2 separate regions of the Homo sapiens genome follow, and region 1 is linked to region 2. Evidence: chromatin loops called from intact Hi-C (ENCODE). Cell type or tissue: HepG2. All regions are shown on one strand. Each heading gives the region's core, and the rest is flanking DNA. Links, peaks and the distances in the headings are about the cores only.

What was found. A loop is a pair of places that touch in the nucleus more often than their neighbours do. Peaks named below come from ENCODE experiments on the same cell type or tissue, not always from the same donor. Only the 100,000 strongest peaks of a DNase experiment are listed, where the experiment ranks them.
Region 1: it touches region 2 in a loop (4-fold over the local background); 5 of 110 quality-filtered maps call a loop at or near these places.

What each region holds. Positions count from the first base shown.
Region 1 is chr6:49,448,900-49,457,198 of GRCh38, reverse strand. It overlaps MMUT (methylmalonyl-CoA mutase), which reads left to right. Exons shown (of 13, transcript NM_000255.4): 4 at 962-1,119; 5 at 3,443-3,614; 6 at 5,485-5,733; 7 at 8,272-8,299. Among named protein-coding and RNA genes, the nearest start is that of MMUT, 10 kb to the left of the region's middle. In HepG2, for the core only: a CTCF peak has its summit at 3,855 (motif pointing left); no DNase peak of the experiment used is centred there.
Region 2 is chr6:49,519,919-49,528,265 of GRCh38, reverse strand. It overlaps GLYATL3 (glycine-N-acyltransferase like 3), which reads right to left. Exons shown (of 6, transcript NM_001010904.2): 5 at 6,495-6,621; 6 at 188-1,778. The coding sequence ends at 1,352. Among named protein-coding and RNA genes, the nearest start is that of GLYATL3, 24 kb to the right of the region's middle. RefSeq lists a silencer at 8,331-8,347. In HepG2, for the core only: no CTCF peak of the experiment used is centred there; a DNase peak (open chromatin) is centred at 5,125; H3K4me3 peaks cover 1,007 bases.

The sequences.
Region 1 (8,299 bases), core at 300-8,299, 71 kb after region 2:
CCTTCATTTTCCTGTGAGCAATTTGTTTATATTTCCCCCCATTATTCACTCTTTGCTTCTTACCAGCAACGTACTCCTTCTCCTTACCTACGTTAAAGTTAGATCATTATTTCATGGCACAGAGAAAATCGTCATCAACCCTTTTTATCTTTATCAACCCTTGTAATTACTGTTATCTCCAAACTCTAGCAAGCATTGTGTAGCAAGCATTTTATGTTTGGTTAACTCTTGGTAAAGATAGTTTTTCTTGGCTGTGCAGGATATGTGTGATGTACTCTACCTAACATGAAATTTTAGGGGAATAGTGGAAATACAGTTTTTGTAGTGATTGTGGTGGAAAGAACCTGTCTGGGATATGCTTAGTATTAAATGTCACAGTAAATCAAACTGAAATCTTTGATTTTTAAAGCCATGCATTTTATCCCATTTTGTTTCAACATATAGTACTAAGAATCAAATCATTTTATTTTTTTTCCTACTGTGTACTTATTCATGTTTGATGCCTTCATTCAAACTAGAAAATTAATAACTAGTAAATAATAATAAATTTATACATCTTAAGCAGATTAACCCAAGGTTTGGGTCTACAACCTCTTATGAGGTCCAAGTCATTGGTTTGGAATTAAAAATGCTTCATTTAGTTCTCAGGCCAAAGGTTACATTCCTAACCTCAGCTAGCTAATTCCACAATTTAAACTTTCAGAATGGTTAGTATAAATTCTTGTCCACCAGAAAAATAAAGTAGGTACAGTCCTGATGATGGTTCATGGACGAACCATTTAAATTGGAAAGCAAATTAAATGTAACAAATAAGCATTAAATATTTTGTTAACATTATGAACTACCAAGTTTATTTGAATTTAACATCATTTTAAAATAATGTTTATGCTTAGAAAGTGGATTTAATAGGACCTTTTAATATTTTTACTTATTCACTGTTACAATTTTTTTTTTTATGTAGCACATGCCAAAATTTAATTCAATTTCAATTAGTGGATACCATATGCAGGAAGCAGGGGCTGATGCCATTCTGGAGCTGGCCTATACTTTAGCAGATGGATTGGAGTACTCTAGAACTGGACTCCAGGCTGGCCTGACAATTGATGAATTTGCACCAAGGTGAGTAAATTAAACCTAGATATTGTTTCAACATTAAGAAATGCATAGGACCATTTTATATATTGATAAAATGAATTTATAAATATAAATGTCAGGCTAGATTTAGATTTTCTTATATTTTATCTGAGTGATAATGAGAGAAAAAGCCAATATTTCTAATAAAAAATAGAATTAAATTTGGCTGTACTTCTTTGTAAATTTGAGGAATATCTTGTCTCCAGCTATTTAGAGAACACAATTAAGTTCCACATTTTAACAAATTACATTAAAATGTAAACATAATGTTGAGACAGTTTTTTCTAATTTTTCCATTTTAGAATACAGAATTCATCTATTATTATTTTTTTTTCTGTTGCACTATCTAATGTAATGTTTTGGGATCCACTGTGCTGTTGAAACATTTGTTTCACAACAGTTTCTTAATAATGTTGTATGAAAAATATGGGAAAACTTAAATGTAGTTTATGAAATATTTAAATTTGGAAGTCGAAAGTCATTCGGTGGTTCAATCAGTACAGCAATCACTTGCTAAGCTTTGCTGTGCCAAACACTAGCCTATATGCTGACAATACAACATGTAGAAAACATAGCTTCTGCCTTTAGTGTTTATAGACTACTGAAATGCTCCTTTGTACCAGGGATTTGTGTACTTACTGTGACAGCAGTTCCCAAAGTGTGGTCTAAGAACAGTTGGGCATTGCTAAGACTCTTTCTGGGGTATTTGAGATCAAAACTGTTTTTATGCTTATGTTAGAGCTTTATTTGCCTTTTTCACTTTCATTTTCTCAAGAATTTATAGTGATGTTTTTCAGAAGCTACACGATATGTGATACTGCAACAGATTGCAGAAACAGATATGAGACTCCAGCTGTTTTCTCTTAAGCCATACATTGAAGAGATTTGCAAAAATGTAAAACAATGATGCTTTTATTATATATATATATATTTTTTTAAGAAGCATACTTATTTTTCATAAGAAATGTTACTAATGTTAACATGTTGTGGGTTTATTTTGATTTGATTTGATGATTATTGAGATAGGATCTTGCTCTGTTGCACATGCTGGAGTGCAATGGCATGATCACTGCTCATTGCAGCCTCAGCCTGCCAGGCTTAAGGGTTCCTCCCACCTCAGGCTCCCAAGTAGCTGTGACTACAGGTGTGTGCCACCATACCTGGCTAAGTTTTAAGTTTTCCTGTAGAGATGGGGTTTCCCTGTGTTGCCTAGCTGGTATCAAACTCCTGGGCTCAAGCTATCCTCCTGCCTTGGCCTCCTAAAGTGCTGAGATTCTAGGCAGTAGCCTCTGTGCCCTTCCTTATTGTTACTTTTGAATGAACTAGTAAATAAAATATTGATAGATATTATACAAATAAAGAAATAAATTCTTTGGAATTTTCAGTAAGTTTTAAGAGTAGAAAGGGAACCTGAGATCAAAATATTTGAAAACTGCTGTGTTAAGAACTTCTTTCAAGGCTGGGTGTGGTGGCTCATGCCTGTAATCCCAGTGCTTCGGGTGACCGAGGCGGACAGATCACATGAGGCCAGGAATTCAAGACCAGTCTGGCCAACATGGCGAAACCCAGTCTCTATTAAAAATACAAAAATTAGCTGGGCATGGTGGTGCTTGTCTGTAATTCCAGCTACTTGGGAGGGTGAGGCACAAGAATCGCTTGAACCTGGGAAGTGGAGGTTGCAGTGACCCGACATTGCTTCATTGCACTCCAGCCTGTGCAATAGAACAAGACTCTGTCTCAAAAAAAGAACTTCCAAAAATGTGTCAGAAGTAGATTTGCAAGCTTTGTGCCTTTAGAGACAGGCAAGTAACCTAAATGTTTAAATCAGCACAGAATATAAGATAAAAGGGAGAGGTGAAGGGCACAAATTGGAGAAGTATATGCCTAGACCAATGCACAATCATTCTTTTACAAAACACTTTTCTGGCTAAACAAAGCAAATTTGCTGTTTTATTTCATTCATAGGTGACTCCTGTCTTACATATTGAGTATTCCTAAAATATACATTTTTTAAATAAATTGAATCTTTATTTAATGAAGGGCATAGGAAGAGATTCTTTCATTAAGAAAACCAATTACAAAGTGAATAATTCTTACCTGAAGCAAAATTTCTTCCATATGCATAAAACTGTAATTTTATGTTAGGTTTAAAGTTACATAAATGTACGTGCACTGATCTTAATTCAAATTAAGTTCTTCGAAATTAAAATATAGACCTTGATTTTCTAGTGTGTGATACAATTAGTTTTATTTTCTGCTCTATATTGTTAACTTTAATTAAATTCTGGACCTAACGTTACTATTTTAGGTTGTCTTTCTTCTGGGGAATTGGAATGAATTTCTATATGGAAATAGCAAAGATGAGAGCTGGTAGAAGACTCTGGGCTCACTTAATAGAGAAAATGTTTCAGCCTAAAAACTCAAAATCTCTTCTTCTAAGAGCACACTGTCAGACATCTGGATGGTCACTTACTGAGCAGGTATGTATATAATTTAAAATGTAGAATTTTAATAAAGTTATATATATATATTTTTTCTGAGCAATGTGGCACAAGCAGGAAATAGAATTAAGAAGCTATCTGTTAATATTTGAAATGATAAATATTCTGAAGCATAATGTATACTTAGGTTTGTAATTATACATAATATAATAAATAAATAAATAAAAATTGTCTCCCTCTGGTGGTTAACAATATAAAATCACTTACATCCTAGCTTCCCTGTAGTGCTGAAACACTTGTAAAAGTAAACAAGGCTGGGCGAGTTGGCTCACACCAGTAATTCCAACATTTTGGGAGGCCGAGGCACCCAGCCTGGCCAACCTGGCAAAAACCTACCTCTACTAAAAATACAAAATTAGTTGGGCGTGGTGGTGCATGCCTATAATCCCAGCTACTTGGGAAGCTGACGTAGGAGAATCACTTGAACCTGGGAATCGGAGGTTGCAGTGAGCCAAGATGACGCCACTGCACTCCAGCCTGGGCAACAAGAGCACAACTACGTCTAAAAAAAAAAAAAAAAAAAACAAAGAAAGAAAGAAAACAGAATTTGATGATGAGAAGGAAGCAAAAGTCATAAGTTAGTACTCTCATATAATTGTAAGAGTTATAATTCTTAACATAAAACTGCCTATTTAAAATTAATTATATATACATACATATTTTATGTGTTAAAGTTATGTATTTAAGCAAGCATGCAAGCAGACTGTTTAAAGACTGTTTTTACTTGGGTAATTTAATTTGTTCTCTTAAAAATTGTATAGTTATGGCCTTGTTTTTATACATGTTCTCTTTACATATGAAATTATTTTGGTACATTTAAAAATAATTTATATGTGCAAAGTTACATTGCTTTTATACATTTAAATGTTGAATAATAACTATTATACTCTGTATGAAATAAAACTTCAGGTTCTTATAAATGGAGAAATAGACCTGGCACAGTGGCTCACGCCTGTAAATCCCAGCACTTTGGGAGGCCAAGGCGGGCAGATCACAAGGTCAGGAGATCAAGATCATCCTGGCTAACATGGTGAAACCCCGTCTCTACTAAAAATACAAAAAAATTAGCCAGGTGTGTTGGCAGGCACCTATAGTCCCAGCTACTCAGGAGGCTGAGGCAAGAGATTGGAGTGAACCCGGGAGGCAGAGCTTACAGTGAGCCGAGATTGCGCCACTGCACTCCAGCCTGGGCAACAGAGCGAGACTCCGTCTCAAAATAAATAAATAAATAAAATAAAAATAAATAAATAAATACATGGAGAAATAAGAGATTTTTAGGGTTGGAAGGAACTTTAATAATCATTTTTATTTTAACCTGCTTATTTTTTCAGCTAAAGAAACTGAAGTTCAGAGAGATCCAATGACTTGCCCAAATCACAATTAGGCATGCAATAAACTAGAACTCAAATTTCTGATATCTCAGTTCATTGTTCATCTATTTTATTAACATTTATTCAGTGCCTGTTTTGTACACATCATTGTGGTAGATACTGTGAGGTAGACAAAATAATCAGCAAAGAGTGAATTATGAAATGAAGGACTATATAATCTTAAGTAGAAAAAGAATGCATTGTTGATATACTTATAGAAAAGTATTTAGGCAATATAAAAGTAAGCACAACAATATCTGATATTTCAGAGGATTATAAGAGGCACTAAACACTGAACTCTGACTCTTCTAATTTTGGCTTCTAAACTAATTTGTCTGAATTTATTTGCTATTCTGAAGCTTAATATGGAAATTGACATAGAAAATATGCAGCAGTTGCTGTTTAATCATGTTGCTGTTTATAGTTGCAATATCTATCACCTGTTTCTTTGAGTTTTTGTTTTTTATCAAATATTTTAGGATCCCTACAATAATATTGTCCGTACTGCAATAGAAGCAATGGCAGCAGTATTTGGAGGGACTCAGTCTTTGCACACAAATTCTTTTGATGAAGCTTTGGGTTTGCCAACTGTGAAAAGTGCTCGAATTGCCAGGAACACACAAATCATCATTCAAGAAGAATCTGGGATTCCCAAAGTGGCTGATCCTTGGGGAGGTTCTTACATGATGGAATGTCTCACAAATGATGTTTATGATGCTGCTTTAAAGGTAAGTTTTTCCACTTTGCAACTTTGTTTTCAGAATTTACAGATTTGTAAAGATTTATAGATTTTAAAACTTACAAGTCAAGATTTATAGATTTTAAATTTATAAATCAAATCACTTACAGATTTATATAATAATTTAAACGATGTTTGCAAAAAAAATTCAGATTTGATTTTATAGTTTTCAAAACAATCCATTTAAAAATACATTTCTATTAAAGTATTTTATTAAAAGAATTAAAAAGACAGCTAGTATTAAAAAGCTCATACAAAGAACAGCAGTTTTTGATCATCCACTTGTTTTTTCCTGCTTCCTGGAGTAAGATACATACTTCTTTGCTTATTTTTGTTTTTATCTGCATAGTTTAAAATCACATGTATACTATTTCTTGTAATTTTATCAACTGTAGACATTACACATGAGACCTTAGACACTATCTATTGCTTTCCTAGTAGGGTAGTTTAGATTTTGGCTGATTCATACCCCTACTTTTCCTCCTCCCTTACTACCAATATAATTATATCTCAATGTAATCTTTTCTGAATTCTTCTAATGTTCTCATTTGACTTAAATTGTTTTTTCTCTATTTCTGCTCACTATTGCTGTTCTTTGACTCCTCTTTGCCATTATAGTAGGAATATATTTTCATTTCTCCTCTGTTTAATTCTGAATCTTGAATCCCATGTCTATCTCTTGGTTATTTGGAAGTACATCTCATAGAAACCTGCTAAAAATGGTGCATGGGAGATAAATTATTTGAAACTTTTCCTGTTTGGGAATGTCTTTATTCTATTTTTATAATTGATTAATAGCCTGACTAAGCTTGACATTATTTCCATTCAGGAAATTCATAAGCAAGTTTATAAGCATTGATCTGTTTTTTATTCTAGATTTTTATTCTGGCTTTCAATATTTCTGATCAGAAATTTGATGCCATTCTCATTCAGGATCTTTCTTTCTGAAAGTATTGGGACCTCTTCTTTATTTTTTGTATTGATGTATAACTTGGTGTATTTTTTCCTACATGGTACTGAACCTTTATTGGGTCTTTTTCATCTCACCTTTTTTTAAAAAATATTTTTATAGCTCTAGGAAATTTTCTTGTATTATTTCTTTGACAGTATTTTTCTTGTCATTTTCATATGGGTTCTCTTTCTAGAACTCCTAGTCATAAGCTACGGACCTCCTTAAATAATATCCTGATGTGCTGATGTTCTTATCTTTTTTTTTTTTTTTTTTAAGACAGAGTCTTACTCTGTCACCAGGCTGGAGTGCAGTGGCGTGATCTCGGCTTACTGCAACTTTTGACTCCCTAGTTCAAGCGATTCTCCTGTCTCAGCCTCCCGAGTAGCTGGGATTACAGGCACACACCACCACACCCGGATAATTTTTGTATTTTTAATGGAGACGGGGGTTCACCGTGTTGGTCAGGCTGGTCTCAAACTCCTGACCTCGTGATCCACTCACCTTGGCCTCCCAAAGAGCTGGGATTACAGGCATGAGCCACTGCTCCCTGCCTGCTCTTATCTTTTCTATAGTATATCTGTTTGCCTTTTTTTTCTGTGTTCTTAAAGATTTGTCAACTTTATATTTCTACTTATTTTTACATTCATGTATTATATTTTTGATTCGTAGAGCTCATTTTTGTTTTCTAATTTCCCCCTTATAATTAATGTCATCTTCATTTGTTTCATTAGTACAGAATCCATTTATATTCTGAATTCATGATATTTTCTGAAGTTTTCTTTTACATCCTGTATTGTCTCCATTTTCTCTCTGTGCTTTTTGTTTTTAGTCTTTAGTCAGAGTACAGGCTTTTATTTCAGTAAGACATCTTACCCTTACTTCTGTCTGTATTTGGTATTTGATAGTTCATTGTGTCTCGAGTTCATTTTCTGTAGACAGTAAACTTTGGTTCTCCTGACAGAATGAGAGAGGGGTGGTTGCAGACTCTCAAATTGTCTTCTTCTTTTTAGCTTCTCATTTTACACTTACGTAGAATCCAATATAGATTCTTCTTTCTTGAATTCATCAGGGAAAAGCAGGTTGACCTTGATCCTTTCTGCTAAGTCATATATCATTCCACTGTCTGTTTTCTGCCTTCATATATGAAGCTATGATTGAAGGTTTAAATGTTTCCTGATTTCATTAAAGATGAGGTTACATTGTTTCTCTGCAGCTCAAATCAAAAGTAAATTGCATTTTAAAATATATTTTTCTTACAGACTTTATGTAATTATGAAAACTTTATGTACCTAAAAATAAAGATTAGAGAATTGATGTTGCTTTAATTTTCTCCCAAGACTTAAGAGGTTTTGTGTTTTTTGGAATATACTTGTTAGTTGTCTTTTCAAGTAACTATAAACACACAAATTCTAATTAATGACTTTGATGTTTATTTAATTCTGTTCTTATGAAACATTAACATTTAGTTTATAATTTTATTAATATTAGTAATTATATAACACTCATAACAAATTTATATAGTTTACACACATTTTTAATATTCTCTTTTAGTTTTGTTAATGTTTTTCTTTTTAGCTCATTAATGAAATTGAAGAAATGGGTG
Region 2 (8,347 bases), core at 212-8,211:
TTTCTATATAGCTAAGTCAACATTATCAAGACAAGGCAAATCTAACTATTGTGTTAGTGCCTGCTTTTATTATAAATAGAGAACAGAGCTGGTGATGCTTATCTCTTTCTTTACTGACCTTGAAAGGTATACATACACAAGCAATCAGAACCCAAATTAAGAAATAATGACAAGAATAAGAGAAAACTAAAATTAATATTTTAATTATGTAAGCATTTTAATTTTCATTATAAAAAAGGATACATGATTTAGTGAAAATAACAGATTGGAATTAAAATGGCAGCATTCTGGCTTTGCCTCCAGTACTGATTATAAAGAATATAATCTTGAAAAAGTCATTTATTTTCTCTGGTCCTCAAATTTTTCATATGTAATCAAAGGGTTAAAATTTATTATCTTATCAAAATTCTATGAGTATATACCTATACATATAAAAGAAATGAAGAGAATGTATATATATGTGTATGCATATATGTTATATATTCATTTGCATACCCCCAAACACCCCTATATATAAATCTTAGTTTTATATGGGAAAGTAGACTATAAATAAGGGGGCTGAAATAGGTTATAGGTAAAGTCTAGTTCTATGGTGACAGCATTTGTTTATAGCATCAAAATGCCCATATTGTCATTCATCCAAGGCAAATAAGCAGTGGGAAGCTGTTAGAAATGCAAATTTTGGGCCCTACCTCGTAGAAGGAGAGGCCTAGTGATGTGTGTTGCAACCTGCCCTCTGGGTGATTCTGATAAACACTAAAATGTAAGAACCACTATATTTGAACATTCCCAGGGCAGTGAACTATAGGCTAGAGTCCTAGGCAGAAGTAAAGAGCAAGTAATTAAAGGGGAAAAAGGAGGTTACTCTACAGAGAACTTGGTGGCAGAGGTGTTAGGAACAGAGGTTGATGAGACATAGCAGTGGGGACAGGGGAATATGATGGCAGTAGGGAAGCGGTGTGGCTTTAAGAATACAGAGCAGAGGTCCAAGCAGCAATCAAAAAGCAGTAGCCACGTGGTCCTCTGTTAAATCATTTGTTCTCATGCAGTAATTTCTCCTAGTACACTAAAACTGCTGGCTTTAGAACCTATTCTCCTACAGTGGATCCTACAGGAGGACAATCGTCCTCAGTCTTCAGCCACAGCTACTCTTCACCCCCACAGCTATTTACTGGAGAAACCTGAGATACGAAAAATTAAGGCTTCTCAAGTGGATCCTGTATATATTCTCCAGACCCTTTCCAACAACTCAAGAGTCCCCTGATTCCCATTTTAACTCTCCCCTCGTTGGCAGCCAAGAGTGTGTGTATGCTCAGGGAAAGTAATAAAACCACTGCAGTTTTTTACTGGGCTAGAGGTGAGGCAGGCCAGAGAAAGTCGCAGGGGTGAGAATAAGCCTGTGGAAGCGACAAGGCAAGAACTCAGCATGGAGACTCTTCAGGAGGCTTATAGACGCCGTGTTGTCATCCAGGACGTTCCCCTGAGAGGGGAATCCCCGGCTTTGCAACTTCCTGGCCAGCGTGAGGGCCACCAGCCGGCTGTAACCTTTCCTGCGATGTTCTGGCAGGGTGTAGCCATGGCACATGGTGGCAAACTGGTCTGTGATGGACCAGGAGACCGGGTTTCCCTTCTCATCCCGGACACACACACTAGGGAAGCAGGAGATGAGGTTGGCGATGTACCGGAGACATTGTTCATTGCCTCCCCGGGACCAAGTCCGGTTGAGTAGATCCGCATTGGCAACACTCAGGTAGGTTAGTCGTGGGGAAGGCCCCTTGCTAGACCAGAATGACACAAAAACAAATAGGACCTCAGACTCATGTGGTTATACATAACTACACATTTTTTTTTTCGAGACACAGTCTTGCTCTGTCGCCCAGGCTGGAGTGCAGTGGCGTGATCTCTGCTCACTGCAACCTCTGCCTCCCGGGTTCAAGCAATTCTCCTGCCTCAGCCTCCCAAGTAGCTGGGATTACAGGCACCCGTCACCATCCCAGCTAATTTTTGTATTTTTAGTAGAGACGGGATTTCACGATGTTGGCCAGGCTGTTCTCGAACTCCTGACCTCGTGATTCACCCCTCCCGGCCTCCCAAAGAGCTGAGATTATAGGCGTGAGCCACCATGCCCGACCTATAACTACTCTTTTCATATTGGTTCAAACTGAGAAACCATCCCTGAGAGGGCACCTAAGATTTTCAGTGAGTTAGAATCCACCATTCCCGATTTACCAACACCTTTCCGGGTTTCATTTCTGAGAAGACAAAACACTTATTACATCAAATTTAAGTCGTTGCTTCTAATTTTATGTTCACTTGCTTTTGCCTTCAGCACAGGTTAAGGAAAGTGTTTCTGTTGTTAAATAAATTAAGTTTGGCCTGCAGCTCCCTCCATACCTTGAGTCCCCGCGTGTTGAACTGCAACCTAACTTGACACAAAACCAACCCTAGAACTATAATGCACAGCTGAGTTTGTTATACAAGTCAATCACAGGCAGGTAAGTGAGCAGACCATGCCCAAATATACCTAACTGTTGCCAATCAGAGGATTTACCTACTTTGCTTCTGTGTCTGGCGTATAAAATCTCCCACTGGTGGGTATAACTCTGAACTTCTCATTCTGAGTGCTGCCAGATTCATGAACTGTTCTTTGCTCAAATAAACGTTGCTGAATTTTTTTTTTTTTTTTTTTTTTTTTTTTTTTTTTTGAGAGCCTTGCTCTGTCTCTCAGTTTGGAGTTGCGGTGGTGCAATCTCGGCTCACTGCAACCTCCACCTCCCCGGTTCAAGCGATTCTCGTATCTCAGCCTCACGTGCGTGTGGGATTACAGGTGTGCCACCACGCCTGGCTAATTTTTGTATTTTTAGTAGAGACAAGGTTTCACCATTTTGGCTAGGCTGGCCTCCAACTGCTGCACTCCAGTGATCCAACATCCTAGACCTCCCAAAGTGTTGGGATTATTACAGGTGTGAGCCACTGCACCCAGACCAACGTTGCTAAATTTAATCTGTCTAAAGTTTTTCTTTTAACACTTTCTGTAAACAACAACAACAACAACAAAAACCCTCAGAATTGCTTTTATTTAGTCCTGACTCTGCTGAAATCCTCTCTGAGGCCTTGGTAAGTCCAGATTCTTGAAGCCCTAATCTTTTGCTCAATAAAAAAAAAAAAAAAATGTTTTAGAATAGAACTTCTGTGGTTATGCATCCATGGCCAAAAAAGAAATAAAATCTCTTAATATGCCAAGCATATGTGCATGCTTTAGAAATGTTTGTTCTTTTTTTTTTTTTTTTTTTTTTTGAGAGGGAGTCTCGCATTGTTGCCCAGGCTGGAGTGCAGTGGCTCACTGCAACCTCTGCCCCCTGAGTTCAAGCGATTCTCCTGCCTTAGCCTCCCAAGCAGCTGGGATGACAGGCGCGTGCCAACATGCCCAGCTAATTTTTTTATTTTCAGTAGATATGGAGTTTTGCCATGTTGGCCAGGCTGGTCTCGAATTCCTGACCTCAGGGTGATCTACCCGCCTCGGCAAGTGCTGGGATTACAGGTGTGAGCCACTGCACCTGGCCATATTTGTTCTTTAAAACTGTCTCCTCGGCCTGCTGTTTTCTAGGTTAAATAGTACCAACCTTCAACTTTTCCATTGGCAGTATTTGTATAGGCCACTAGCTTTCACTGTATTTATTCTAATGGTATGAAAGTTTTTATTAGTTTACTATATAAAGCCCCTGATATTAAGATAAAGAAAAAGAATTGCTGCAATTTCTCAAAACTGAAATGGATTACTTAGTTGAAAGCCTATGAGGCTGACAGTGCCTCAGAATTTGCTCTCAGTCTTAAAGCTATTAATATCATAAGACTATCCCCAGTGACCGGTAAGAGATAATGTTCTTGTCATCATTTTTATAAAGTAAAAATTTGTGTTTTCTTTTAATTAGAGGTGTGTAGTGTTATTGCACATTTCAGGCATATTATCAGCTATGGAACTGGGCCAGTCATCTATCCACTAAGCAGGGGGAAAAAATTAGCTGGCCTAATGGAATTTTCAATTGAGTTTTTGAAAATGAACTTTAAAGCAGGCAGAAATATCACTGCAAATAAAATCATTGCTAAGGCAAGTGTTTCAGGAGTAGTTGTGTTAGAGACTCTGACCTTGTTTCCAAAGGGCTGGGTGTTCAAAATAGAGTTCACGCAGTTGAGTAATGACTTAGGTGTTAAAGGCAAATTGTTTGCATCAGTGTTGTGTGGGAAGTTAAGAAAAAAAAAAAAAAGACAAAATGTCTAACTGTATGCAGAAGAGTTCAAGTTAAAACCCCATTTCAAAAGGCTTGACTGGACAGAGGAAATTTTAAAATAATACCTCAGGCATACAATAGTAAACAGATTATGGGATACTTCAAAGAACAAATAACTTGGTTTCTTCAACAGAAAAGTAATGCAAAAAATAAAGATGAAGGGGAACTTATAAGTCAAAGGAAACTTCAGATGTATTAAAGAGGTCTATGTATGAACCTTGTTTAGATGTTGATTCAAAACAAGCTTAAAAATATTACGACAATATCGGAAATATGAATAATGTTATTTTACTTTAAGGAAATATGTTAACAGTATTTTAAGGGAATGTGCAGAAAAGACTAACATAGAAGGCTTGAGGCCATCGCCCTTAAAAAGGCCGAATTGCAAGGTTGACCCTTGGTTGGTGTCTGAGAACATGGATCTGGAGGGGGGCTACCATTTCCAGGACTCACATAAATGGCTCACTGTGATTAAGTTGTGCAAACAGTGTGGGTTTTGCTGAACATTGGCTTTCCTTCTGCGAGTCTAGGAAATCAGTCTGTGCTAGGCAGAGGATGCTGCCAATAAAATCCTGGGCACTGAGTGTCTAATAATAAGTTTCCGTGGTAGACAACTTTTAGCAGAGCACGGTGGCTCATGCCTGTAATCCCATCATTTGGGGAGGCCCTGACAGGAGGATTGCTTGAGGCCAGGAGTTTGAAACGTTTTACACATATCATTACAGGTCATTGCTTAGGGACTGAGCACATTCTGTGTGACTCCACTGAGAGAGAACTCTTGGAAGCTTGTGCCTGGCTTCCTCTGGACTTTACACAATGCTCCCTTTCCCTTTGTTGATTTTGCATTTTATCTCTTCATTGTAATCAATCATAGCCGTGAGTATATTTGCTGAGTCCTGTATGTCAATATAGTGAACCATAGAACCTGTGGGTGTTCTTGGGGACCTCGGACACAGGAGTAATATCCGTATAGTGGGTGTTTTTTTTTTAAGACTCATTTTTTAGAGTTACATATTAAAATATTTAAGGATAATGTCTGGGACATTTTCTTCAAAATAATCCAGGAAGTGGAAAGAATATATAGTTGTATGAATTAAATAAGGTCAGCTATGTATTGGTGGGAGGTTCTTTATACTATCCTTTAAACATTTATGTGTGTTTGAAATTTTCATAATTAGAAATACAATAAAAGAAAATCCAGTTGCTTTCCTATGACTTAAAATGTACATTCTTAAGGTTTAGTGCTGTTTTGCTCAACAATTTCTTCAACATTCACTGTAGGAGTAAAGAAAATTAACATTCGTTGAGGTGGGTGATTTTTAACTATCTTGCTTCAGTCTCTTGCAAAACAACGTGTCAGGAAAATATTACAACTTTTTTTAATATTAACTGGCTTGGTTTAATCATTCTACAGTATATACATTTATCAAGACATCACATTGTACCCCATGAATGTGTACAATTATTATTTGTTGATTTAAAATGATATTAATTTAAAAAACACTTAAAGGAACGAATTCAGAAGAAATTGAGACTCAGAAAGGTAATTAGTAAATGACAGAGCAGGGACTCCAAAAGAAGAATAAATGCAGATACAAACTAATGAGTGTTTTGAAAGATTGCATCTGGAGTTGGACTTGGGATTCTTTCTTGGCTCTATAATTTGCCCTTGTGTGTTACTTCATCTCTGTTTAAAAAGGTGTGTGGGGGTGGGAGGGGCAATAATAATAGTCCTACTTCACAGGGTTGTGGAAAGAACTAATGGGATAATATATTTAAGATATGTAGTCCCTGACACATAAGAGCGCAACATAAGTCAGCTATATACCCCCATCCCTGAAACAGCAAAATCAATAACAACTTTGGACTCAGACAGTATATATTATTTAGAATTATTTGAGGGATAAGGACACCAAGGAATGCTTTTTCCATGGATACTATGAAAACACAGGAATTCTGAGTTCATTTATAACTATGGACAAATATACTGATTTGATTTTCAATGAAATTATGAGCAGTCAAGCACAGGAGAGAGGAGAAGAGTAAACACACACACACACTCACACACATACTCCCGTTTGTGCTCAATGGTTGAAATCCAGAGTGCCTGGATATTCCATAGTGATACTAAGTACCCCAGTTACTGCTACGTGTACTTCTATAGCAGTAAGTCCTGCCCCAAATGCAAAAACTTGGTTTACATACAGGAAACTGGTATCTGGCAGAGATGAAACAGGAGAAAAATGAACAGCCTTGAAGGAAGTTAGCTTTATATTCAACTGCTTTGAATTGGCAACCGCTTTGGAAACATCATATAACTCACTCTGCAGCCCTGTGTATAGAAAGACATAATTTAATATGTGGGCATTTTAGTTGAAAAAGCAAAAAGGAAATTTGTTGCAGTAATTTTATACTGAGAATCATCAATACTAGCAGTTTGCCACCTTGTATTATCCTAACCACTGTATACTTACATCTAAATTATTACAGCTATTGTCTAAGTTTCAAATTTTTGTAGGCGTTTCAAATTCCCATGATGTTGCCCATTGGGACCACTCATCACGATCTTCATAGAAACTTATGATGGGAATATCTCACGGGACTTTAGAATTTCTTGGGAGAATATTGATACTTTGGACTCTCGGACTAACCTTAAGCTCCACGAAATAAAGGATGACATTTTAGAGCTCTAAAAGTCTATGAAGTATACAAGAGCTTAGATTTGTTTGGCGTGGCAAACCAACTTCAAAGACTCTCTATTACACCTCGCCATTACAGAACTCAAGGTGTAACTCAGTGTTGGTGAGATTTACCCTGAACTTACCTCACCCAGATTCCACTTGTCATAGTTATTTGATAAATCTTGATTCAGTAGGTGTTGTATATATATAAAGTACTGTACTAGACAATGTTCATAGTGGTACACAAAAATGGTATGGTTTCTTTTCTTTATTTTATTTAGAAACAGGGTCTTGCTCTCTTGCCCAGGTTAGAGTGCAGTGGAATGATCATAGCTTACTATAACCATGAACTCCTGGGCTCAAATGATCCCCCTCTTTCAGCCTCCTGAGTGCATGCCACCACTTGGCTGATTTATTTTTTAAGTTTTGTTTTGTTTTGTTTTTGTAGAGATGGGGTCTCCCTATAAGTCCAGGTTGGTCTCAAACTCCTGGCCTCAAGTGATCCTCCTGCCTTGGTCTCCCAAAGCGCTTGGATTACAGGCATAATCCACCATGCCTGGCCCTTCCTGGTCTTTGTTCTTAGAGAGGTTATAGTATGATTCCTTTCTCCACCTTTCCAAATCCCCATCTACTCCATCCTTTCCAGCCTGTGTCCTGTTGGATTGAATTCTCTGCAAACTGACTTCCCCTCTTCCCATGACTAATGGCTTGTTTCTTCCCCACTGGTAAGGCTCTTCAGTGTGGGCCTGGGACTTCTTGAAGAATGCATGAGTGGGAAGGTGTATTGAACACAGTGTGGTATCGGAGCCTTGGCTCCTCCCTCAGGGAGTTAAGCCTCAGAAAAGATAAGTAGGCTTTTGAGTTAATGTTATTAAAATTACAGATGCTGTGGCTAGTATCTCATATTATAACACTGAATTCCATCTAAGTGATTCAAAAGACTATGAGAAAAAAGGAGGCAGTGCCTACTTTTCAAGTGTGTGTTCTTAAACACACTATAGTTTAATTTTGGTCTCAAATTTTTTAATCTACCTGTTTTCCTTCAATCCCTACCCCCACTCTTTGATTCTTTCAGTTTATTTGTTTAAAACACCGAGGTGTTTGCTGTGCAGTTTTCACAGTCTTGGATTTTGTTGATTGCCTCTTCATGGTGTTCTTGATCATGTCCTTTTGTCTTCTTTACAAGTTACGACTTTTAACAAATGATTTTCTCCTTTCCCACAAATGAAAGGAACTTCCCATCTTGCTCTGCCTCTTTCTACCTACCTTCTATGAGAAGAGTGGCTAACTGGATAAGCCAGAATTCAGGACATTTATTAGACTAGTTACCAATAAGCAGGATTCTGAAACTCTCAGGTTAGTACACATGTAGATTAT